Linked DNA regions of Homo sapiens: region 2 is linked to region 1. A link is a loop called in an ENCODE intact Hi-C map of the cell type or tissue named here. Cell type or tissue: OCI-LY7. All regions are shown on one strand. Each heading gives the region's core, and the rest is flanking DNA. Links, peaks and the distances in the headings are about the cores only.

The links. Peaks named below come from ENCODE experiments on the same cell type or tissue, not always from the same donor. Only the 100,000 strongest peaks of a DNase experiment are listed, where the experiment ranks them.
Region 2: a loop joins it to region 1, with 2.8 times the contacts of the local background. A loop is called at or near these places in 2 of 110 quality-filtered maps.

The regions. Positions count from the first base shown.
Region 1 is chr22:17,251,734-17,264,103 of GRCh38, reverse strand. It overlaps CECR3 (cat eye syndrome chromosome region, candidate 3), which reads left to right. Exons shown (of 3, transcript NR_038398.2): 2 at 3,059-3,314; 3 at 5,798-7,245. Among named protein-coding and RNA genes, the nearest start is that of CECR3, 8.8 kb to the left of the region's middle. RefSeq lists enhancers at 1-575, 2,714-3,299. In OCI-LY7, for the core only: no CTCF peak of the experiment used is centred there; DNase peaks (open chromatin) are centred at 5,863 and 6,343; H3K4me3 peaks cover 1,231 bases; H3K27ac peaks cover 2,350 bases.
Region 2 is chr22:17,479,961-17,492,330 of GRCh38, reverse strand. The region is part of intron 2 of CECR2 (CECR2 histone acetyl-lysine reader); the gene reads right to left. Among named protein-coding and RNA genes, the nearest start is that of SLC25A18, 77 kb to the left of the region's middle. In OCI-LY7, for the core only: a CTCF peak has its summit at 5,932; no DNase peak of the experiment used is centred there.

The sequences.
Region 1 (12,370 bases), core at 2,635-10,634:
AAGCCACAGAAATTTGGGGAGGCCACTTTGTGACCAGCTCTGTGCTGGGTGCAGCTCTGGGGGACACAGGCATGTATGACAAGTGTCTGTCCTTGAGGTGTAGTTTGCCATCTGGCTGGAGCAACAAGACTTTCAGCCACAAGGATCAGTGAACGATACATGAAGGAGTCTCCAATCAAGAACCTGAAGGTGGGATACAGCCAGCCAGTGGTTCTGGGGGTCCGTCCTGGTGTGCTCTGTGGAGAAGCCTTCTTTTAGGTGAAATGTTCTCTGCCGCCATTCTGTGTCACCCGCTGTTGATTGCGCTCCTATGATGTGCCAGGCGCTGACCGGGCACCAGGGATGCTGCCGCCCTGGCGTAGCGCACTCTAAAGGCTCTGACTTCACTCTTATCTGTGCATGTTTGTATTTTATAGTTCATTTGTTTATTTACACACCACATATGTTCAGTGTATCCAAAAAGATTCAAGGCAGTTTATCATTAATGGCACAAGTGCCAGAAACCCCAAAACCAGATTAAAGGTTGAGATCCAGGGTCTAGAGAAAGCTGGGGCTAAGGAATAAGCCCATCAGAAAAGTAGGATTCAAGGAAGTGCTGCAACATTTGAACCTAAAAGTTGGTTCCGAGCTGCCTGGTGGTTAGGTCAAAAAGGGAAATAGTGTGTCTAATATAAAGGAAACATTTCTTGTGTACGTCCCTTCTTTCTGACGCCAACCTTCAGGCTCATTTCTTACCATCATCCCATGCACACTCCACCTTGCTTGACTGCATTCACTTCTGCAGAAGCACTGAGGGTCGGGCTCATTGGCACCTGAGCTTCTCCCACCTCCCCACTGCTCTGTCTGCTTAACTCCGGTGAACACCACTGGCCCTGCTTCAACAGGCAGTGCGGTCACTACTTCACATGCCTGCCTGAGCCCGCAGTCAGCGCCTGCTGCCCTCCCCGTGTCGATGCCTCTCCCACCTGGCTCTGTCACGGCCCTCTCAGGGTACTGTCATTGCTCCCTGCTTCTTTCCCTACCTGCTGGTGAGTTGCTGCAGACCAGGAGTCCTGTCCCTCATCTCCACTATCTCAGGGCCTAGCACAGTGCCTGCTGCACTATAGCCAATAAATACTTGCCACTAACAATTATTTTGCACTTAATGATGTGACAACCACCATGGTAATTGTCTTACAAATATTATCTTTTCTTTTTTCCTTGTGGCAGGGTCTCACTCTATTGCCCAGGCCAGAGCTCACTGCAACCTCTTCCTCCTGGGTTCAAGCAACTCTCTTGCCTCAGCCTCCCAAGTAGCTGGGATTACAGGTGTGCACCACCAAGCCCTGTTACTTTTTGTATTTTTGATAGAGACTGAGTTTCGCTGCGTTGGCCAGGCTGGTCTCCAACTCCTGACCTCAAGTGATCTGCCCGCCTTGGCCTCCCAAAGTACTGGGATTACAGGTGTGAACCATTGCACCAGGCCCATTTAACTCTTTTTTCTTTTTCCCCTGAGATGGAGTCTTGCTCTGTCGCCCAGGCTGGAGCGCAGTGGCGCAATCTTGGCTCACTGAAATCTCCGCCTCCCAAGTTCAAGCAGTACTCTGAGTAGCTGGGATTACAGGCGTGCACCACCACGCCTGGCTAATTTTTGTATTTTTAGTAGAGATGGGGTTTCACCATGTTGGCCAGGCTGGTCTCGAACTCCTGACCTCGTGATCCACCCGCCTTGGCCTCCCAAAGTGCTGGGATTACAGGCGTGAGCCACCGCACCCAGCCCATATATAATCTCATTTAACTCTTAAAATAACCCTGTGACACAGTTGTTATTATGACCATTTTACAGGTAAAGAAACTGAGATTAAATGAGCCGAGTAACCCAAGGACTCCTAATGGTGGACCTAGCCTCAAACTCAGATCTTCCTGACTTTGAAGCCGGTGGAAAGGATGAGACATTTTGCATTTATGGCCTTTTATTGGAATTATTTTTATCTGTTATTAGATTATGAGCCCTCAGAGGAAAGGGGGAAAGACCTCCCCACATGCACAGCAGAGAGCACGTTGCTTCGCACACAGTAGGAACTCCTGAAGTATTTCTCAGCAACAAGAGTTCTTTTTTTTTTTTAGACGAAGTCTTGCTCTTGTCGCCCAGGTTAGAGTGTAGTGGCGCAATCTCGGCTCACTGCAACCTCCGTCTCCTGGGTTCAAATGATTCTCCTGCCTCAGCCTCCCGAGTAGCTGGGATTACAGGCGCTAGCCACCACGCCCAGCTAGTTTTTGTATTTTTAGTAGAGACGGGGTTTCACCATCTTGGCTAGGCTGGTCTCAAACTCCTGACCTCAGGTGATCCACCTGCCTCGGCCTCCCAAAATGCTGGGATTACAGGCATGAGCCACTGTGCCCGGCCAAGAGTTCTTAACAAAGACATGGGGAGAATTCTATCGCCGGCTTGCAGTAAGACTGAAACTTACAAGGCCCTCACCACCACCCAGTTGGCTTCATCACACTGTGGTATTCACAGGCCTTAGAACTTACAGCTGAAAAGGACCTTAGAAATCAGAGACTCCAACCCCCATGTTTCACAGCCCAAGAAACAGTTGCAGAGAGATCAAATGGCTCAACTAAGGTCATACAGCTCATTAGCAACAGCAAGGGTAGGGACAGATCTGACTCCAACTCCCCGGAATTGCTTTCCAATTTGGTCAAAAATTTTACCTGGATTCAGCAAACAAGGTGACAAAAGGCCAGAGCGGGGAAGCCCACCAAGGCAACACCCCTCGGGAGAGTCACTAGTGGGCACTGGCCTTGGCTCTCCAGCCAGCCTGCTCAACCGCAGGCAGACTTCTCCCTTGCCCCTCCCCCAGCCACCATATTTCTTCCAGTAGCCACTCACCACCTCCTGCATGACCAGGTCTTTCTCAGGCATCTCTTGTTTGTGGGAAAGGTATTGGTGAATATCAGTCCTCCAACCGTCAGTGACTCCCTCCTGTGGACGCAGCCTTGGCTCAGACTCCTAAAGGAGGTGGGGCTCTGAGCTCTATAGCGGAGCTCACAGGGTGATTCTGCCCCCCTCCACCAGGACATTCTGATTGTCATAACTGCGGGAGGCAGACAACTTGCTACTTCACCTGGAGAGTAGAGGCTGACGATGCTGCTAAACATCCGACAGTGCACAGGACAGCCTCCAAAACAAAGAAATATCTGGCGCAAATGTCAGCAGTGCTGAGGATGAGAAGCCCTGCTGGACAAATGGGAAGAAGAGCTCTGCCCGCTGATTCCTCCTGGCAGAAAAGTTCCCACTGGGCTCCTCTCTACCCTGCCCAGTGGGTCTGCAGGTACCTCTTCAGAGCCACTGGGTTTTTGGTCTCCTTTTTTCCTACCACTTCCACCAGCCATTTGGTGTTTCCGTTTTGTCTCCAACAAAACACCAAAAAAAGGGCAATGATTTTATTGAGCACCAAATGGGTTCACGGCAGAATGCTTGGTGTTTTTGGTGTTTTATGTATCTTACATTAGCTTTGCCTTGTCACTTAATTCCACCTGAAAAACAAAAGAGTAATTTAACTCTGAGTCAGAGCCAGATATTGTTAACATTTTACCAATGAGAAGACAGGCTCAGGGAGGTCAAGTAATTTGTTCAAGGTCACTCAGCCATTAACTGTTTCAAACCCAGCTGTGAGCTATCCAGGCTACTGTTACTTTCCACACGAAACAGCAGCAGGCTGTGCAGACAGGTATGAGACAGTCAGCAAATTAAAGGTTGTGTTTGTCTTTCTCAGACGCCAAATCCATCCCCTGCCTTGTCCACAAGCAGGAAAGATAGAGTTCTGGGGAAATGTGGTCTGGGCATGGTGGCTCACAACTGTAATCTCAGCACTTTGAGAGGCCAAGTCAGGAGGATCGCTTCAGGCCAGGAGTTTGAGACCAGCTTGGGCAACATAGGGAGACCCTGTCTCTACAAAACACTTAAAAATTAGCTGGGTGTGGTGGTGTGCACCTATAGACTCAGGAGGCTAAAGCGGGAGGATTCCTTGAGCCCAGGAGTTCAATGCTGCAGTGAGGAAAGGTCACCCCACTGCACTCCAGCCTGGGAGACAGAGCGAGACTCTTACTTTTTCTTTCTTTCTTTCTTTTTTTCTTTTTGTTTGTTTGTTTGAAATGGAGTCTCACTCTGTCTGTCGCCCAGGCTGGAGTGCAGTGGTGCGATCTTGGCTCACTGCAGCCTCCGCCTCCTGGGTTCAAGCGATTCTCCTGCCTCAGCCTCCTGAGTAGCTGGGACTACAGGCACACGCCACCATGCCTGGCTAATTTTTTGTATTTTAGTAGAGACAGGGTTTCACTATGTTGGCCAGACTAGTCTTGAACTCCTGACCTCGTGACCCACCCACCTGGGCCTCCCAGAGTGCTGGGATTATAGGTGTGAGCCACTGCGCCCGGCCGACTCTGCTTCTTAAAAAAAAAAAAGAAAAAAGAAAAGGGCCAGCCACGGTGGCTCACGCCTGTAATCCCAACACTTTGAGAGGCCAAGGCAGGTGGATCACTTGAGGTCAGGAGTTCAAGACCAGCCTGGCCAACATGGTGAAACCCCGTCTCTATTAAAAATACAAAAATTAGCTGGGCGTGGTGGTGGGTGTCTGTAATCCCAGCTACTTGGGAGGCTGAGGCAGGGGAATCACTTGAACCCGGGAGGCGGAGGTTGCAGTGGGCTGAGATCGCACCATTGCACTCCAGCCTGGGTGACAGAGCTAGACTCCATCTCAAAAAAAAAAAAGAAAGAAGAAGGAAAGAAGGAAAGGAAGAAAGGAAGGAAGAAGGAAGGAAAGAAAAGGAAGAAAGGAAGAAAGACAGACATAAGCCTGGGGGTGAAGACAGGCTAGTCCCCTGCCCCATCACCTTCCTAATTGCAGTGTCTTCACCTACATGCCTCAGAACTAAGGTGAGCCCTACTAACCCAGAGTTAAACTCTGAACTTCCAAGAAAAGCTCTGGAGGAGCTCCATCACCCAGCTCCTGGCACACACACCCCTCCCTGGGAGAAGGCACTCTGAGGTTCCCCTCCCCAACAGTTTGGGCCTCCATAGTGCCTACCATTGGCGCTGGGGACTTATTAAACAGCCCTGATGCAGGGCTTCCGACACCAAACCCAGAGTCTGTCGTGACAACCTTAACGTTGTTAATAAGAGGATACTATGTGCATGGTAACATGTGTGTATGAGTGTGTACGTGTGTGTGCATGCACACATGTGCATGCTACTGAAAAGGTGGCCTTCATTCAGTGTTTAAACTGGGCCTTGGCCTCCTGGCCTCTTTGAGCTGCTTCCTGCTGACCTCCATCCCGGGGATGAGCATCCCCTGCAGTCGGGAATGGAACTGGGCCCCTCCTGGCCTCCTCTGCTCAGATTAACCCCTTCCTCCCAGTTTGCCTGTGCCTGGCAGTGGGGCTCTGGGCCAAGGGGCCAGACACTCACTGGCTCCAGGGCTGGCGGATGCCATAAACCCGTTTTCCTTGGGGACTCCAGAGCTCCACATCTTACTTTCAGAAAGCACAAGTGTTTTGTTGGAAATGGCCTCAGGAGGAGGGAGAGCCCAGGGCTCTATACACATGTTCCTCATTTGCCATTGGTGGGGCAGGGGCTGCGGCAGGGGACTGTGCTGGGGAGGCAGGCATGGGAGGGGAGAGAGCAGCTGCAGCTGCTGCCGGAAGTTTGGCTTCAGGGAGGAATGGAGGGAGAGAGTGCAAGAAGAAGGGGTGGGACTTGGGGACAGGGGCGGTGTCACGGGGGAGGAGGGTGCAGGTGGTGACTTGTTTATCTGCTCAGCTGTTTTGTTTCCAGGAGCCTGAGAGAGAGACAGAAGCAGCTGGGAGGAGAAAAATCAACGCGGCCAGGGGCCCTACTGGTCCTTCTGCCTTAGCCACAGGTTCTGAAACCAAAGCAAAACCACCAGAGAGTGATTCATGTGGGTATGGCCCTCCCTCCCCCTGCCCAGAAAGGTTTCTCTTGAGCCCATATGCTAGTTTCTGTCATGCAAACGCCCTGGCAATGCCTTCCTTGCCTTGGCGCAATGGCTCTGATTGGGTAGGCATCTCCGGGGGTTAATACTGGCACAAACTCATGTAAATCTTCCTGGGCCTAAGTCTGGTGTACTCTCATATGTGAATTGGCATGGTCCTGGAGGGCTAGTCAGCTAGCTCCTAGCCTCGAGATCGGCCTGGACCAAACCAAAAAAAAAATCATCTCTGGTGAAACAGGATAGCCACCCCACCCCCTGCTCAGCATTCCCCAGTGCCTCCCTTCACAGTGGCCAGTTTGGATTCTTCTCACCAAACGCTCAAGACCTGTACAGGTTACTTATTGGTCCCCTTCATGCCCCAGATGCAAATTTGGCATGTCTCATTTGCATTCTAAAGTGTTTGGAGGCAAGGCTGGGATGAGCTTAATTTGCCCTGATGTCTTTTGACCAGGTTAGTAAACATCCCTCCAGCCCATCTCAGCACTTGAGAATCTGGAAGGCAGCTATGCTTTAATTACAGTGCAATTTCAGGAGTTTGCTTGCTGTTCCCCCTTGGCTCTTTGCCTAGCTTATTATTTTCATCTTGTTGTTTGTTTGTTTAAATGAGAACTTTCGTAGACAATTCCCTCTCCCGCCTCCCCCAGAGGCCAGTCTGTGTTGCTAGAGGACTTTTTCTGCCTCCCTCTTGGTTTACAAAGCCAGGGCATCTCTGTTGACAAAGGGTCTGCGATCTGGCACTGGGCCTGGCAGTTAGGGAGTGTGTAAGAAATGCAGATGCCTTTTGCAGATGCCTGCCCTGCTCCTCCTCTAAGCAGCCAAAACATCCTGCACCACCTCGGGAAGACCCCACATCCCAGCTTGCTGGTCTCTGAGCACTCTGCCCCGCCAACCCTATAGCGCTAGGAAGGCAGGAAGGATGGAAAAGGCTGTGGGGGATTGAGTAAGGGATTTGGGAATGAGGGACAGTGACACTGTAGGTGGGTTGGCTTAGCAGGGGGATTGGGAGTGGCCAGCTGGAGTGGTGGAAAGAACTGGGGACAGGGAGTCAGGAAGCTGAGCTTTTATTCATCCCAGCTTTGCTACTGACAAGTTAGGTGGTCTTGGGGCAGACTGGGCCAAATCTGGGCCTTCCTGTGTAAAACGCATGCTCCCATCTCAAGGTCCTTTTCTACTTTACAGATTCTCTTGCTTTTAGAATGCTAATTTCATTGACTGTGGCCTGTTTCCTTCTCCAGAGACAGGATAACCCAATAAAATCGCCCCTTAGGTGGGGTGTGTTGGCTCACACCTGTAGCCTGTAATCCCAGCACTTTGGAAGGCTGAGGCAGGTGGATCACCTGAGGTCAGCAGTTTGAGACCAGCCTGACCAACAAGTTGAAGCCCCATGTCTACTAAAAATAGAAAAATTAGCAGGGCGTGGTGGTAGGTGCCTGTAGTCCCAGCTACTTGGGAGGCTGAGACAGGAGAATTACTTGAACCTGGGAGGCAGAGGTTGCAATGAGCTGAGATCATGCCACTGCACTCCAGCCTGGACGACAGAGCGAGACTCTGTATAAAACAAAAACAACAACAACGAAAAATTACCCCTTAATGGTGGTTGGTTGGTCAGACAGCCAGCTTGAATTGCTGTCTTTTTCCCAAACCCAGATTCCCTGGCTGAGGCACCAGTTAAAACTTTTATCTTAGGGAAGCTCTGGGAGTTGCCTCTTGCAGGTCAGGGGTTCCAAAGGGCAGAAGCTCCAGCATACCATCTTCTTGAGCATTTCCGGTTCAGATTTCTATGGGATTAATGGCTCCTGCACCTTCTACCTCCCAGGGAGGCTCCCTGAGCTCTGCTTTATATAAGGTAAGTGCTCTTGGGCTTCAGATGGATTCCATTTCATTTATCAAACGTTTCTTTGAGCACTTACTCTGTGACTGACATTGCTGGACCCAAAGGAATACAGAGATAACGGTTGACTTAGTCCTTATCCGAATAGAGTGGACCCACCTATTGGTGAGGCCAAATTTAATGGAACTCTCCGAAAACAATTCTGTCAAGGTTGGGCACGGTGGCTCGTGCCTATAATCCCAGCACTTTGGGAGGCTGAGGCGGATGGATCACGAGGTCAGGAGATTGAGACCATCCTGGCCAATATGATGAAACCCCGTCTCTACTAAAAATACAAAAATTAGCTGGGCGTGGTGGTGCGTGCCTGTAGTCCCAGCTACTTGAGAGGCTGAGGCAGGAGAATCGCTTGAACCTGGGAGGTAGAGGTTGCAGTGAGCTGAGATCGTGCCACTGCACTCCAGCCTGGCTACAGTGCGAGACTCCATCAAAAAAAAAAAAATTCTGTCAAACATCTCCCATTTCTCCCTTCAACCTAAAGAACATGGGAAAATAAACCAAGCGGACTGATAAATGGATTTCAAAGGTGATAGTGGAATTTATTTGTTACATTTAAGAAACTTAGCCTTAAGAAATGTATTCTGGTAGATTGTACTTACAAAGGCTTTATCGACTATAGTTGCAATAATAACAAGAATAATACCAGCTATTCTTTCTTGAGTGCCTGCTATATATGTATCATGCATTGTGGCAGAAGTTTTACATCCTTTATCCTATGGGATTATTTAGTGAGGGAGGCGCTATTAAAATCTCCATTTTTATTATGTTTTAACCTGTTTTTTTTTTTTTTTGAGACAGTCTTACTCTGTTGCCCAGGCTGGAGTGCAGTGGCGTGATGCTCAGCTCACTGCAACCTCCGCCTCCTGAGTTCAAGCGATTCTCCTGCCTCAGCCTCCCAAGTAGCTGGGACTACAGGCGCGCGCCAGCATGCCTGGCTAATTTTTGTATTTTGGGTAGAGACGGGGTTTCACCATGTTGGCCAGGCTGGTCTTGAACTCCTGACCTCAGGCAATCCACCTGCCTTAGCCTCCCAAAGTGCTGGGATTACAGGCGTGAGCCACCCCACTTGGCCCTAACCATTTTTTTTTTTTTAAGACAGGATCTGGCTCTTTTTCCCAGGCTGGAGTGCAATAGCACAATCATAGCTCATTGCAGTCTTAAACCCCTGGGCTTAGGCAAGCCTCCTGGCTGCCTGGGACTACAGATATGCACCACTACACCCAATTAATTTTTTAAATTTTTTCTAGAGACGGGGTCTCCCTATGTTGCCCAGGCTAGGCTTGAACTCCTAGGCTCAAGCCATAACTCCAAGGCTAGGACTGGCATTCTAGTGAAAATTCAAGCAGTCTCCTGGCGGGTGGGTTTTGCCTCAGCATCTGTGATGCAGTCAAATGTCCAAAGGCCTAGATCCCACCCATCTCTACTTCAGCCATTTACACCAGGTTAGATGAGAGAATCAAGAACTGATGAATTTTTAAAGTTTTTTTTTTTGGAGTACCTGTTTTGTGTAAGACCCTGTGATAGAGATGGGGGTTCTGGTGGGGAGATAGCAAGCCAGGCGTGGTTCTCCTCCTAAAGGAGCTTACAATCCTCAAAAAATATTCTTGGCTGGGCACGGTGGCTCATGCCTGTAATTCCAGCACTTTGGGAGGCTGAGGTGGGTGGATCACAAGGTCAGGAGTTCGAGATCAGCCTGGCCAATATGGTGAAACCCTGTCTCTACTAAAAAATACAAAAATTAGCCGGGCATGGTGGCGGCCACCTGTAATCCCAGCTACTCGGGAGGCTGAGGCAGGAGAATGGTGTGAACCCGGGAGGCGGAGGTTGCAGTGAGCCGAGATCACGCCTGAGAGAGACTCCATCTCAAGGAAAAAAAAAATTCTTTAAGTCTATTTTTGCCACTTTTTTTGGTTTTTTTTGGAACAGGGTCTCACTCCGTTACCCATGCTGGAGTGCAATGTCACGATCTTAGCTCACTGCAACCTCCGACTCCCAGGTTCAAGCGATTCTCCTGCCTCAGCCTCCCAAGTAATTGGGATTACAGGCGCCCACCACCATGCCTGGCTAATTTTTGTATTTTTAGTAGAGATGGCGTTTTGCCACGTTGGTCAGGCTGGTCTGGAACTCCAGACCTCAGGTGATCAGCCCGTGTTGGGCTCCCAAAGTGCTGGGATTACAGACGTGAACCACCACACCCGGCTAACCTTTTATTCTTTTTTTTTTTTGAGACGGAGTCTCGCTCTGTTCTCCAGGCTTGAGTGCAGTGACGCGATCTCAGCTCACTGCAAGCTCTGCCTCCCAGGTTCACACCATTCTCCTGCCTCAGCCTCCCAAGTAGCTGGGACTACAGGCGCCCGCCACCACGCCCAGCTAATTTTTTTTATTTTTTATTTTTAGTAAAGATGGGGTTTTACCATGTTAGCCAGGATGGTCTCGATCTCCTGACCTGGTGATCTGCCTGCCTTGGCCTCCCAAAGTGCTAGTATTACAGGCGTGAACCACTGCGCCCGTCCTAAACTTTTATTCTTTTATCTCTCTTTCTCTCTCTCTCTTTTTTTTTTTTTTTTTGAGACAGTCTCACTCTGTCACCCAGGCTGGAGTGCAGTGGCACAATCTCGGCTTATTGCAACCTCTGCCTCCTTTGTTCAAGTGATTTTCCTGCTTCAGCCTCCCTGGTAGCTGGGATTATAGGCGCGTGCCACCACGCCCAGCTAATTTTTGTATTTTTAGTAGAGACAGGGGTTTCACCATGTTGGCCAGGCTGGTCTTGAACTCCTGACCTCAAGAGATCCGCCCGCCTTGGTCTTCCAAAGTGTTGGGATTACAGGCGTGAGCCACCGTGTTCATTTCTCATTTTACCCTCTTTTCTCATTTTTACCCTTTGTAGCCAGGAATGATTTTGTACCCTTGTAAATGGCTCTAAATTCTGGGTCCATCCTTGCTGCTAATCCTTTTACTGTGTTCCTCTTCACACTGGGAGAAATGCCCAGGAGGGACTCTCGCTTTTCTGTGTAGGGGCTGTGTCTCCCAAAGGCTGCCCTTATGGGAGACATGTTTGTCTTCATCTCTAATATACCAATTAAGAATCCTGCCTTAGTTGTCCAGCCCCAGATCGAGTGTTTCCTGGTCTGATTCTAGGGGCCCAGCAAGTCCCTAAACTCATTCAAGCCTCAGGGGATCCAGGCTGGAATAGCAGTGGGGCCAATATCTGGGCAGAAGACCAAGAGAGGGAACCAGGTAGGCAAACACCATCAGCTGAGAGGCCCTGTCTTTACATCTCCATCTAGTTTTCAAACTTATTATTACGGCAAATTTCAAACATAGAGAAAGTTAGAAAGAATATGCACATAATTGACCACCTAGATTCAACAAAGATAAACTTTTTACAATATTTGCCTATTTGGCCTCTCTCTTTCTCTCTGTTATTTTATTTTATTTTATTTTTTGAAAGAGTCTCGCTCTGGCATCCAGGCTGGAGTGCAGTGGCGGGATTTTGGCTCACTGCAACCTCCATCTCCCGGGTTCAAGCAATTCTCCTGCCTCAGCCTCCTGAGTAGTTGGGACTATAGAGGCGTGCTACCATGTCCGGCTAATTTTTGAATTGTTAGTAGAGACTGGGTTTCACCAGGTTGGCCAGGGTGGTCTTGAACTCCTGACCTTATGTGATCCGCCTGCCTCGGCTTCCCAAAGTGATGGGACTACAGGCGTTAGCCACCGCGCCTGGCCAAAATATTTATTTTTTAAATTGACCATATTAGCCATTTTATTTTATTTTATTTATTTTTTAATTTTTGTTTTCTTTCTTTTTTTTTTTTTTGAGACGGAGTTTCACTCTTGTTGCCCAGGCTCACCACAACCTTTGCCTCTGCCTCCCAGGTTCAAGCGATTCTCCTGCCTCAACCTCCCGAGTAGCTGGGATCACAGGTACACACCACCATGCCTGGCTAATTTTGTATTTTTAGTAGAGACGGAATTTCTCCATGTTGGTCAGGCCAGTCTCAAACTCCCAGCCTCAGGTGATCCACCCACGTCAGCCTCCCAAAGTGCTGGGATTACAGGTGTGAGCCACCGTGCCTGGCCTATTTTTAAATATTTTTTAGAGATAGAGTCTTGTTCTGTTGCCCAGGATAGAGTGCAGTGGTGTGATCATAGCTCACTGCAGCTTTGAACTCCTAAGTTAAAGAGATCCTTCCGCCTCAGCCTCCCAAATACCTAGAACTATGGGTGTGTGCCACCACACCTGGCTAATTTTTTTATTTTTATATTTTAATTTTTTCTTTTTTTCTTTTCTTTTCTTTTTTTTTTTTTTTTTGAGACAGAATCTCGCTCTGTCACCCAAGCTGGAGTGCAGTGGCCCGATCTCTACTCACAGCAACCTTTACCTCCTGGGTTCAAGTGATTCTTCTGCCTCAGCCTCCTGAGTAGCTGGGATTACAGGTGCATGCCACCACGCCTGGCTAATTTTTGTATTTTTAGCAAAGACAGGGTTTCA
Region 2 (12,370 bases), core at 2,474-10,473, 230 kb before region 1:
GATCACAAGAAGAAGACTCTTAAGTTCTTTGAGGCATGTGTTAGGGACATGAAAGGGCAGCCATGGTCTCTCTACAGGGGAGCAATAAAGGTTTGGCACCAGGCTTCCCAGAATGGAGATAAGATGAAAAATCAAATTGCATTCTCCCATTTGCTACAACAATTTGTGAAGCAAATGAAATACATGTACACACAGGCCACGTTTAACATAAGTACTGAATTGAGATAAATATTCTGGTTCTAGTAGTAAAGCAACAAGTAAAAGATTCTGTATGAATACTTGATAAAGCATTTATTCTCGAAGCTTATAAAAAGACCAGGCCAAAATAATTAAAATAACAGTTCTTCTTCTCTAGGGCTGTAGAATAGCTACTATATCCCACATACTAAAATCAACATGACAGCCAAGATAAGTTAAAATCATGGTTATTTCAAATTAAAGGAAAATATGGTTAAGGCAGAATCTGCAAAACATCTTTGCCTAGAGAAACATGTACATAATACAGATTTTTACATGTGTTTATGAATGTTTATGTTGGGTAACCAAGAAAGTGAATAAACCCCAAATGTATCTTTAAAATGATAAAGGCTATTTTTTTAATGGAACCTAAATACTGTACAGATGAAGTGAGAAGTCTCAAGTATCATGTATAAGGCATGAAGAGGTACAATAAAAATTCTGAATAGCTCTGGATAAAATTTAAGGATATATATTGTTTGCCCTACGACTGCTAAACACCCACCCCCCCACACACACACACACAGAATAAGAAGCCAATAGTGGAAATAAAGTGATACACTTAAAACAAATTCATGTGCCTAAAAGAAAGCATTAAAGGACCAACAAAGGAACAAAAAGCAGAAGGCAGCAGAGAAGTTTCTCAACCTTAGCCACTTGGGAAATGCAAGTCAAAACCATAATGAGGTACCACCTCATGTCCACTATAATGGAGGACGTCAAAAAACACACAGTAACAAGTGCTGACCAGGATGCAGAGACACGGAATCCTCACACACGGCCGGTGGGAAGGCTAAGTGTGCAGCTGCTGTGGAAGTTTCGCCAAGTTGCACTGAACTACCAACCCAGCCACTCCAACTCCTAGGTGTACACCCCAGAGAAAAGGAAAACACATCCACACAAAGACTTGCGCACAAATGTTCAAAGCGGCAGAATTCCTAACAGCCAAAAGCTAAAATCTGCGTACATACCCATGAACTGAAGGATTAAGTGTGTATCCACACAATGAAGTATTATTTTACCATAAAAATGAATGAAGTACTGATTCATGCTACAACATGGTTAAAACTTGAAAAATAACTCTAAGTGAAAAAAGCCAGATACAAAAGGACACTTCCCATATGGCTCCAGTTATAAGATGGGCCTACAACACTCAAACCTGTGGAGACAGTAAGAATAGTGACGCTGGGAAGTGGGTGGGAGGAAACAGGGAATGATTGCTAATGGTACAAAGTGTCTTCTGTAGGGTAATAGAAGTATTCTGCAATTAGATAGTGGTGATGGTTGCACAATTTTGTTAATACATAAAAACCAATGAATTGTACACTTTAAAAAAACACAAGGAGGCCTGGCATGGTGGCTCATGCCTGTAATCCTAGCACTTTGGGAGGCTGAGGTGGACAGATCATGAAGTCAGGAGTTTGAGACCAGCCTGGCCAATATGGTGAAACCCTGTCTCTACTAAAAATAAAAAATAAAAATAAAAAAAAAATTAGCCGGGCGTGGTGGCATGCACCTGTAATCCCAGCTACTCGGGAGGCTGATGCAGGAGAATTGCTTGCACTCAGGAGGCGGAGGTTGCAGTGAGCTGAGATCACACCACTGCACTCCAGCCTGGGTGACAGAGCAAGACGCCATCTCAAAAAATAAATAAATAAAAATACAAAGATTAAAAGGATAGAAAATGATCTACCAGGCACAGTAAGCATGAGAAAGCTGAGGATTAATATGAGACAAAGCAGATGTGGAGACAGAGTGTCACATAAGAAGAAATGGAACAACTTCCCAGGACTATATAACAAAGCTACCGCTACACATCCAATAACAGGACACCACAACCCATGAGACAAAATGGGCACAACTAATGGGAGAAATAGATCCACAATCAGAGAGATTTTAATACTGGCTTCTCATTAATAGACCAAACACACACACACACACACACAAAAAAAAAACAGTAAGGAACAGATCTCAACAGTATTACCACTAACATACTAAATCACGAATTTAAATAATACACTTTTGGGTCACAGAAGAAATAAAGGAGAGCATGTTTTAAACAATAATATAAACATCAAAATTCGCAGGATGCAGCCAACTATGGGTTAGAAGGAAATTTACAAGTTTTTTAGGGAAAATTTATAGCTTTAAATGCCTGTTTTTTGAAAAAAGGCTCAAAAACAGTACTCCAAAGAAGCAAAAAAAAAAAAAGAGCAAGCTAAAGCCAAAGTAAACAGAGGAAATAAAAAAGAGAAATCAATAAAATAAAAAAGCAAAGAGTAAAGAAAATTAATAATATAAAACAGTTCCTTAGTAAACATTTAAAAAGTTGATAAGGCCTGGAATGGCTGCTCACGCCTGTAATTCCAGCACTTTGGGAGGCTGAGGCTGGAGGACAACTTGAGGCCATGAGTTCAAGACCAGCCTGGGCAATATATCAAGACCTGTCTCTACAACAAATATGCTTTAAATAAGCAGGGTGTGATGGAGCATACCTATAGTCCCAGCTACTCAGGAGGCTGAAGCCGGAGGACTGTTTGAGCCCAGGAGGTCGAGGCTGCAGTGGGCTATGATCACAGCACTGCACTCCAGCCTGGGTAACAGAGTGGGAACCCTGTCTCAAAAAAGTCAATAAATAAATTAAATAAGCATCCCTAATTTAAAAGAAATAAGTAAAACACTTGGCCAAATATTTCACCAAAAAAGACATATACAAATTTATGGTAAGCACATGAATAACCACTCCACATTACTAGTCATCGGGGAAATGCAAATTAAACCCACAATGAGCTGCCACTTTCAACACAATAGGATTAGTAAAATTAAAAACAGCAGATGTTGGCAAAGATAGGAAGTAACTAGGCCGGGCGAGGTGGCTCATGCCTGTAATCCCAGTACTTTGGGAGGCCGAGGCGGGTGATCACCTGAGGTCAGGAGTTCAAGACCAGCTTGATTAACATGGTGAAACCCCGTCTCTACTAAATACAAAAAATTAGCTGGCGCATGCCTGTAATCCCAGCTACTTGGGAGGCTGAGGCAGGAGAATCACTTGAGGTGGAGGTTGCAGTGAGCAGAGATAGCACCATTGCACTCCAGCCTGGGCAAAAAGAGCAAAACTCTTGTCTCAAACAAATAAATAAGTAAATAAAAATTTAAAAAGATATGAAGCAACTGGACTGTTCAGATATTGCTGGTGGAAACGTAAATGTTGCAAGTGTTTGGAAAATAATTTCACAGTTTAAGTCAAACATACTTTTACCATGTGACCCGCCAGCAATTCCCAAGAGAAATGAAATTAAGTGCACACAAGCATTTGTATGCAAATGTTCACAGCAGCTTCATTCATAATAGGCTCCAACTGGAAGCAACCTAAGTGCTCATCCCAAGAACAGATTCAATAAATTGTGATATATTTTTCACTAGATACAATTTAGTCCCCCACCCCCCTCAAAGGAATAAACCACTGATACAAACAATGGCATGGGTGAATATCATACAGGCACTATGTGAATGAAAGAAGCTGATGTGAGTTCATTTCACACTGTGTGATCCCATTCATACAGTTCTAGAACAGGTTAGGCTCCAACTATAGTGATAAAAATGTCGTCAGTGGTTGCCAGGTGTACAATGTAGGTATGGGGAAGACTGACTACAAAGGAAACTTTCTGGGAAGACAGAAATGTCTATTTTCTTCAGTAGGATAGTGACTATGTGGTGCCCTCATTTGTTACAAAACACTGGCCTATGTTAAAAAAGACACGATGAACGTACTTAACAGAAGTATTGTCATTTCCAAAAAGATGACAGATATTTCTGTAAAGAGAACCCAAAACACTAAATGTTTGTTTATAAGGGATCTAAATTAGGGAATCTATTACGCAATGCTAGATCCATAATTAAAAATTAAATGAGGCCGGGTGCGGTGGCTCACGCCTGTAATCCCAGCACTTTGGGAGGCCAAGGGGGGGCAGATCACCTGAGGTCAGGAGTTTGAGACCAGCCTGGTCAACATGGTGAAACGCTGTCTCTACTAAAAATACAAAAATTAGCCGGGCATGATGGTGGGTGCCTTAATCCCAGCTACTTGGGAGGCAGAGGCAGAAGAATCATTTGAACCCAGGAGGTGGAGGTTGCAGTGAGTCGAGATCAGGCCATTGCACTCAAACCTGGGGGACAAGAGCGAGACTTCTCTCAAAATAAATAAATAAATAAATAAATAAATACATGAAAAATTGAATATACAATGTTGATGAATTACCGTTTAAGAGTGTAAGCCACAGGACAGTGGGTGAAGACCATACTGAAGCACAAATCAGTCTGCGTTCTATAAAGAGCACTCTACTAAAGATGTACGGACAAAAGGAAAAACATTTTAGCAGTAAGTATTATCATCATGAGTATTTAATGAAAAAAATTTTTTTGAGACACCCAGGCTTGTGCATGGCGCGATCTCGGCTCACTGCAAGCTCTGCCTCCCGGGTTCACACCACTCTCCTGCCTCAGTAGCTGGGACTACAGGCGCTCGCTACCAAACCCGGCTGATTTTTTATATTTTTTAAGTACAGACGGGGTTTCACCGCGTTAGCCAGGATGGTCTCTATCTCCTGACCTAGTGATCCACCCGCCTCGGCCTCCCAAAGTGCTGGGATTACAGGCATGAGCCACCGCGCCCAACCAATGAAAAATATTTTTACGCTGCTTAAACCGTAGCTCAAAACACAGTTTGATTCAATCGTAGCTTTACTTTGACAGTGAAGAGCAAATCAGAAGTTCCTATTTTCCACCCAGTGCTCAATTTGCCAGGTTACTTCCCAGTGGAAAACAAAAGTGCTGAAAGAGCCACTAGTTAAATTCCTAAAGTATTTTTATTGATACAGGACCATAAAACCCACTGACCAGATTTGCAATTCCAGGGAGAATATAGAAGAAAAAGTATGTAGTGTTGCAAAGAACGTGTTAGCATCAAATCAAAACTCTGCTTAAGTTTTATATTGAAAGAGAAAGGCAAAGAATTGTCAAAAATGAAGAATCCACATTTCACCATCGAGCTGAAAAACAGAAAGTGAGCAATGCCTTAGATTAGTGACCTTCCAGCGAAGTCCTGGACCAGCAGCGTGCAGCATCAGCACCACCCAGAACTTGCACAGCATGCAGGTTCCCAGGCCCCAGCCCAAGCCTACGGAATGAAACGCTGGTGAGGCCCAGCGATTTGTGTTGTAACCACCCTTAGGTGATTGTGTGGTAAGGCTGGAGAATCACCACTCGCGCTTATTCATACCTTCTGTCTTCTCCCTGCTCACCAGGTATGATAACTTTCCTGAATTGCGATAAGCTTTCACTTGATCTTCTTCGTAAGTTTTCCATATATATGTATCCTTATTTGGTTCTCCTTGCCTTACACTTAATAAGTCACTGGTGTGTATGCTTCTGTGACTTGCATTATTTGCCTAACATTCTTTCTAATGGCCTAGTTTTTCCTGGGGAGAATGCACAGCTGTAGTAAGGCTTGCCCTCAGCTCCTCAAGGCCACCCGCGTTCCCAGCCATGTGGGCTTTCCCAGTGGCTGACGCTTCATCCAAGCCGCAAGGGGCGTCCCCAGAGTGTGACAGTGAACACTAGCATGTGACTGACACGCCCCCAGTGGCGTGTCACATACAGGCACACAGGGTTCCACAGCATCACGGGGGCCTCCTCGGAGTCCAGCCCCACGCCTTACACCCAGGAAAATACCACTTTATACCACTTTATTTTGGCAACAAAATGAACAAATTCCTGAAAAAATCATTTGAATTGAGACTTTATTCTCGATGTCTCTCAGGCTTATACCAGTTTTGTTTTGCCTTCGCTTCCTCAGGTAAAAAAATAAACTGTACTTGATGATGAGGTTCCTTTTACGTCTAAGTTGTTGACTATGAACTGCAGATCAATCTAGGATTTAAAAACCCTTTTAGATGGGCACGGTGGTGCCTGCCTGTCATCTCAGCTACTTAGGAGGCTGAGGTGAGAAGATGGCTTGAGCCCAGGAGTTGGAGGCTGCAGTCAGCTATGACTGCGCCACAGCACTCAAGACTGCGCTGAAGAGTGAGATCTCGTCTTCAAAACAAAAACAGAACAAACAAAACCCACGTTTTAAAGCAGAGGTCCACAGAAATAACTGATTTCTACTGAAATCATATAGATACTGCAGATATTTCCAAATAGCACTTATGCTCACTGAGATCTGAAGACAGTAATTTTGGGAAATTAGCTCTGCTGTTAGATGAATACAACACTAACTATATCAAAAATTTCATTCTTCAATACTTTACTTTCTTTTCTTTTTTGGAGACAGGGTCTCACTCTGCTACCCAGGCTGGAGTGCAGTGGCACCATCTCCACTGCAACCTCCGCCTCCTGGGCTCCACTGATTCTCCTGCCTCAGCCTCCCGAGTACCTGGGACTACAGGTGTGCGCCACTGTACCCCACTAATTTTTGTATAATACTTTTTGTAGAGCCGGGGTTTCACCATGTTGCCCAGGCTGGTCTCGAACTCCTGAGTTCATGTGAGCGGCCTGCCTCGGCCTCCCAAGAGTGTTGAGATTACAGGCGTGAGCCACCACGCCCGGCCAATACTTCACTACTTTTCAGTATAATTGGGTTCGGGTGTAATCTTATGATTTCAAAACATTATTTTTAGATGGGGTTCACAGGCTTCCTTAGTATGTCAAAGAGTTAAAAATCCTGTTTTCAAGGAAAACTGTTTTACTTAACACTTTTCTCCTGTACTTCTCATTGACAGCACGGGGCTGCAGTTAGGAGTCGGAGGTCTAGGAAACAGATCTGTACTGTCTCAATTACCAGCTGTGTAACCTTGGGCAATTTATTTAACTTCTCTGTGCCTCAAATTCCTCATCCCTGATGGAAGGATGGGAGAGGACTTTCTATTAGAGGGCTGTCGGAAGGATTAAATGAGTGTTCTTGAGAAGCAGTTGGCAGCGTCCAGGACATAGGACATGCTGGCCAGTATCATTTCCATGAGTAGACAGTGTTATGCTGTCCTGTAAGTGCAAAAACCTCAGGTTGGAGAGTACGGTTGAAAGGAAATGTGGCTTCTATATTTCAATTTTAAAGATTAGATTGAGTCAGTGGAACTGGAATAGTTAACTAGCTTCCTAAATACAGGAGTCGGAAAATTATAGCCCGAGGGCCAAATCTGGCCTGATGTCCTTTTTTGTTGAGACACACTTTCGCTCTGTCGCAGAGGCTGGAGTGCTGTGGCATGATCTCGGCTCACTGCAACCTCTGCCTTCCAGGTTCAAGCAATTCTCATGCCTCAGCCTACAGAGTAGCTGGGACTACAGGCGTGTGCCAATACACCCGGCTAATTTTTGAATTTTTAGTAGAGACGTGGTCTCGAACTCCTGACCTCAAGTGATCCGCCCACCTTGGCCTCCCAAAGTGCTGGGATTACAGGCTTGAGACGTTGCGCCAGACCTCCTTTAAAAACAAAACAAAACAAACAAACAAACAAAAAACAGTCTATAATAATGGTTTTTATATTTTTTAATGGTGGGGAAAAAAAATTAAAAAAAACAACAACAGAAAAACAGTCTTTCCTGGCAGGTGAAAATGATACAAAAGTCAAACCTCAGTGATTAGAAAGTTCTAATAAGACACAGTCACTATTGGTTTTTCTGTATTGCCTATGGCTGCTTTCATAGTGACAGAGCTGATTACCTGCAACACAGAGCCTAAAATACAAGGTGGGTGTGCACCTGTAACACTAGTTCCTCAGGATCAGGAGGCTGAGGCAGGAAGATTGCTTGAATCTAGAAGTTTGAGGCTGCAATGGGTTAGGATTGGTCGAATGCACTCCAGCCTGGGGAACAGAGTGAGACTCTGTTGCAAGTGAGGGCCTAAAATAGCCACGCATTGCTTAACATAAAGGATATGTTCTAAGAAAGGCATGGTTAGGTGATTCTGTTGCTGTGGAAACATCATAGTGTATTTACATAAACCTAGATGGTAGAGCCTACTACACACCTAGACTATATGGCATAGCCCACTGCTCCTAGGCTACAAACCTATACTGCACCTGACTGTACTGAATACTGTAAGCCACTGTAATGGAATGTTAAGGATTTGTGGATCCAGACACATCTAAACATAGAAAAGGTATAGTAAGGACATGGTACAAAAGATTTTTAAAATGGTGTATCTGTATAAAGCACTTGTCATGAGTGCAGCTTGCAGAACTAAAGTTGCTCTGGGTGAATCAGTAACTGAGTAGTAAATGAATGTGAAGGCTTGGCACATGACTGTACATCACTGTAAACTTTCTAAATGCTGTAAACTTAGGCTATACTATGTTTATTTTAAAAAAAACCTTTCCTTCAATAATAAATTTAGCTTACTATGACATTTAAAAATTCACAAACTTTTAACTTTTTGATTCTTTTGTAATAACAGCCTAAAACACTTTTTAGAGCTATACAAAAATATTTTTTTCTTTTTTTTTCTGCTCTGTAGCCACAGCTAGAGTGCAGTAGGGACCGTAGCTCACTGCAGCCTCCAACTCCTGATCCTCCCACCTCAACCTCCCTAGTAGCTTAGACTACATGCATGCACCACCATGTCCAGATAATTATTTTAATTTTTTTAGTAGAGACAGGGGTCTTGCTATATTGCCCAGCTAATTCATTTATTTTTATTTTTTAGTAGAGACGGAGTCTTGCTATGTTGCCCAGGCTGGTCTCGAACTCCTGGCCTCAAACCGTCCTCTCACCTCATCCTCCCAGAGTGCTGGGATTACAGGCATGAGCCACTGTGTGGCGGCCTTCTTTATATCCTTATTCTATAAGCTGTTTTCTATTGTTGAAATTTTTTGTTTTTTACATTTGATCTGTTTTGTTCAAAAGGAAGACAAAAACACACACATCGGCCTAGGCCGACACAGGGTCAGGATCATCAATATTACTGTCTTCCACCTCGACATCTTGTCCCACTGGAACGTCTTCAAGGCAGTAACATGCACGGTGCTGTCATCTCCTGTAACAATGCCTTCTTCTGGAATCTCTTCTGAAGGACCGCCTGAGGCTGTTGTATATTATAGTTAACTTTTTAAAAATAACTAGGCTGGGCGCGGTGGCTCACGCCTGTAATCCCAGCACTTTGGGAGGCCAAGGTGGGAGGATCACGAGGTCAGGAGATCGAGACCATCCTGGCTAATGCGGTGAAACTCCGTCTCTACTAAAAATACAAAAAAAGTAGCAAGGTGTGGTGGTGGGCACCTGTAGTCCCAGCTGCTGGGGAGGCTGAGGCAGGACACCGTCTCAAAAAAAAAAAAAAAAAAGGAGTTCAAAACCATCATGGCCAACATGATGAAACCCTACCTCTACCCCAAAATAAAGAAATTAGATGGGCCTGGTGGTGCACGCCTGGAGTCCCAGCTACTTGGGAGGCTGAAGTGGGAAGATCGTTTGAGACCAGGAGGTGGAGATTGCAGGGAGCCAAGACTGCACCACTGCACTCCAGCCTGGGTGCCAGAGTGAGACCCCGTGTCAAAAAAACTAAACAAAACTAGAAGGAATACACTCTAAAATAATGATTTAAAGTACGGCACAGTAAATACAGAAACCAGTAAGAGTTGTTTACTATCAACTATTATGTAGTGTACATGACGGTATATGCTATGTCTTGTCTCGCTCTGTCGCCCAGGCTGGAGTACGGTGGCATGATCTTGGCTCACTGCAAGCTCTGCCTCCTGGGTTCACGCCATTCTCCTGCCTCAGCCTCCCGAGTAGCTGGGACTACAGGCACCTGCCACCACGCCCGGCTAATTTTTTGTATTTTTAGTAGAGACGGGGTTTCACCATGTTAGCCAGGATGGTCTCGATCTTCTGACCTTGTGATCCACCTGCCTCAGCCTCCCAAAGTGCTGGGATTGCAGGCGTGAGTCACCATGCCACGCCCTTTTTTTTTTTTTTTTTTTTTTTTTTGGAGACAGAGTCTCGATCTGTCACCCAGGCTGGAGAGCAGTGGCGTGATCTCGGCTTCCTGCAAGCTCCGCCTCCCAGGTTCATGCCATTCTCCTGCCTCAGTCTCCCGAGTAGCTGGGACTACAGGTGCCGCCACCACGCCCGGCTACTTTTTTGTATCTTTAGTAGAGATGGGGTTTCACTGTGTTAGCCAGGATGGTCTTGATCTCCTGACCTGGTGATCCGCCCGCCTCGGCCTCCCAAAGTGCTAGGATTACAGGCGTGAGCCACCACGCCTGGCCTGTAAGTGCTAGGTCTTTATATGACTGGTAGCGCACTAGGTTTGTTTACACCAGCATCACCATAACCACATGAGTAATGCATGTGCAAGCATGTTACAAGGGCAATAATATCTCTAGGGGATAAAAATTTTTGTGTCTATCACAACCTCGTGTGACCACTGTCGTACATGAGGTCTGCCACTGAACAAAATGACAGTATGTGATGCATGCCTGTATTGACTATCTGGCCCTTTACAAAAAACATTTGCTGGCCCCTGTTCTAAAACATGCAAACCACAACGGAAAAGGATACAGACACTTGGTTGAGTCAAAATCTGTTTTCTGCTGAGCCTTTGGAGGAACTAGGCATAGTGTTTCATGATGATTACTCTCACTCATCATTTCGTTTAATCCTCATAATAACTTTACTGAATATTGTCACTAATTCCATTTTATAGATGAGGCGAATTATGCACAACTAAATGAAGTTACTTTTTTTTTTTTTTTTTTTTTGAGACAGAGTCTCGCTCTGTCACCCAGGCTGGAGTGCAATGACACGATCTTGGCTCACTGCAACCTCCACCTCCCGGGTTCACGCCATTCTCATGCCTCAGCCTCCCAAGTAGCTGGGACTACAGGCGCCCACCACCACGCCCGGCTAATTTTTTGTATTTTTAGTAGAGACGGGGTTTCACCGTGTTAGCCAGGATGGTCTTGATTTCCTGACCTCGTGATCTGCCCGCCTCCACCTCCCAAAGTGCTGGGATTACAGGCGTGAGGCACCGTGCCCGGCCTTTTTTTTTTTTAAAAAAAAAAGAGATGGAGTCTCACTCTTTCGCCCACGCTGGAGTGCAATGGTGCGATCTTGGCTCACTGCAACCTCCGCCTCCCGGGTTGAAGCAATTCTCCCATCTCAGCCTCCTGAGTAGCTGGGACTACAGGCGTGCACCACCACGCCTGGCTAATTTTTGTATTTTTAGTAGAGACCGGGTTTCATCACATTGGCCAGACTGCTCTTGAACTCCCGACCTCAAGTGATCTGCCCGTCTCGGCCTCCCAAAGTGCTGAGATTATAGGCATGAGCCACTGCGCCCGGCCGAAATTAAGTAACTTTTTAAGCTGCATAGAACAGTTTAGTCTTGGAGGCATAACAGGTAAACATTTACTTATCCAAATTTCTCTTTCTTTAGAATGAGATCAAAGTAGAACTTCAGACAAGAACGAGTGTACATTCACAGTAACCGCATGTGGAACCATCATTTTAGGCAATTCCCTTCAGGGAAAAAAGTAAAGTAGATTGTAGTGTTCTTTCTTGTCCAGGTTCTCTGTTACACAGGTGTGTTCAGTTTGTGAAAATTCATTGAGCTTTAGAATTAGGAAATGAGCACTTTTCTCTGTGTGTGTGTGTGTGTGTGTGTGTGTGTGTGTGTGTGTGTATTATACATGAGTAGTAAGTTTCAAGATGACTGCTGTCACTGGTACCTTGATCACAGACCTGTAAGCTAACTCGAGCTAAACACACCAGTAGTGGTTTGTCCAGGTTCCTGACCCACAGAAACTGTAAGATTACACTTTTTGTGGTTTTAAGTTGCTAAGTTTTAGGGTAATTTGTTACTTAACAATGGATAATACAGCTTGAAGCAGACATCAGTATTAACACTGAAAAAAGAGATAGATAATAATCCTAGAGAGTCAAAAGAATACTAACTCAAGAAAAAAATCAAGGCCAATAAACTCTGCAAATTAAAGACAGATACAGGGATACGGTATTCTATTATTTAATAAATACTTGTAGGGGCAAGGCACAGTGGCTCACACCTGTAATCCCAGCACTTTGAGAGGCCAAGGCAGCAGGATCGCTTGAGACCAGGAGTTCAAGACCAGCCAGGGAACAC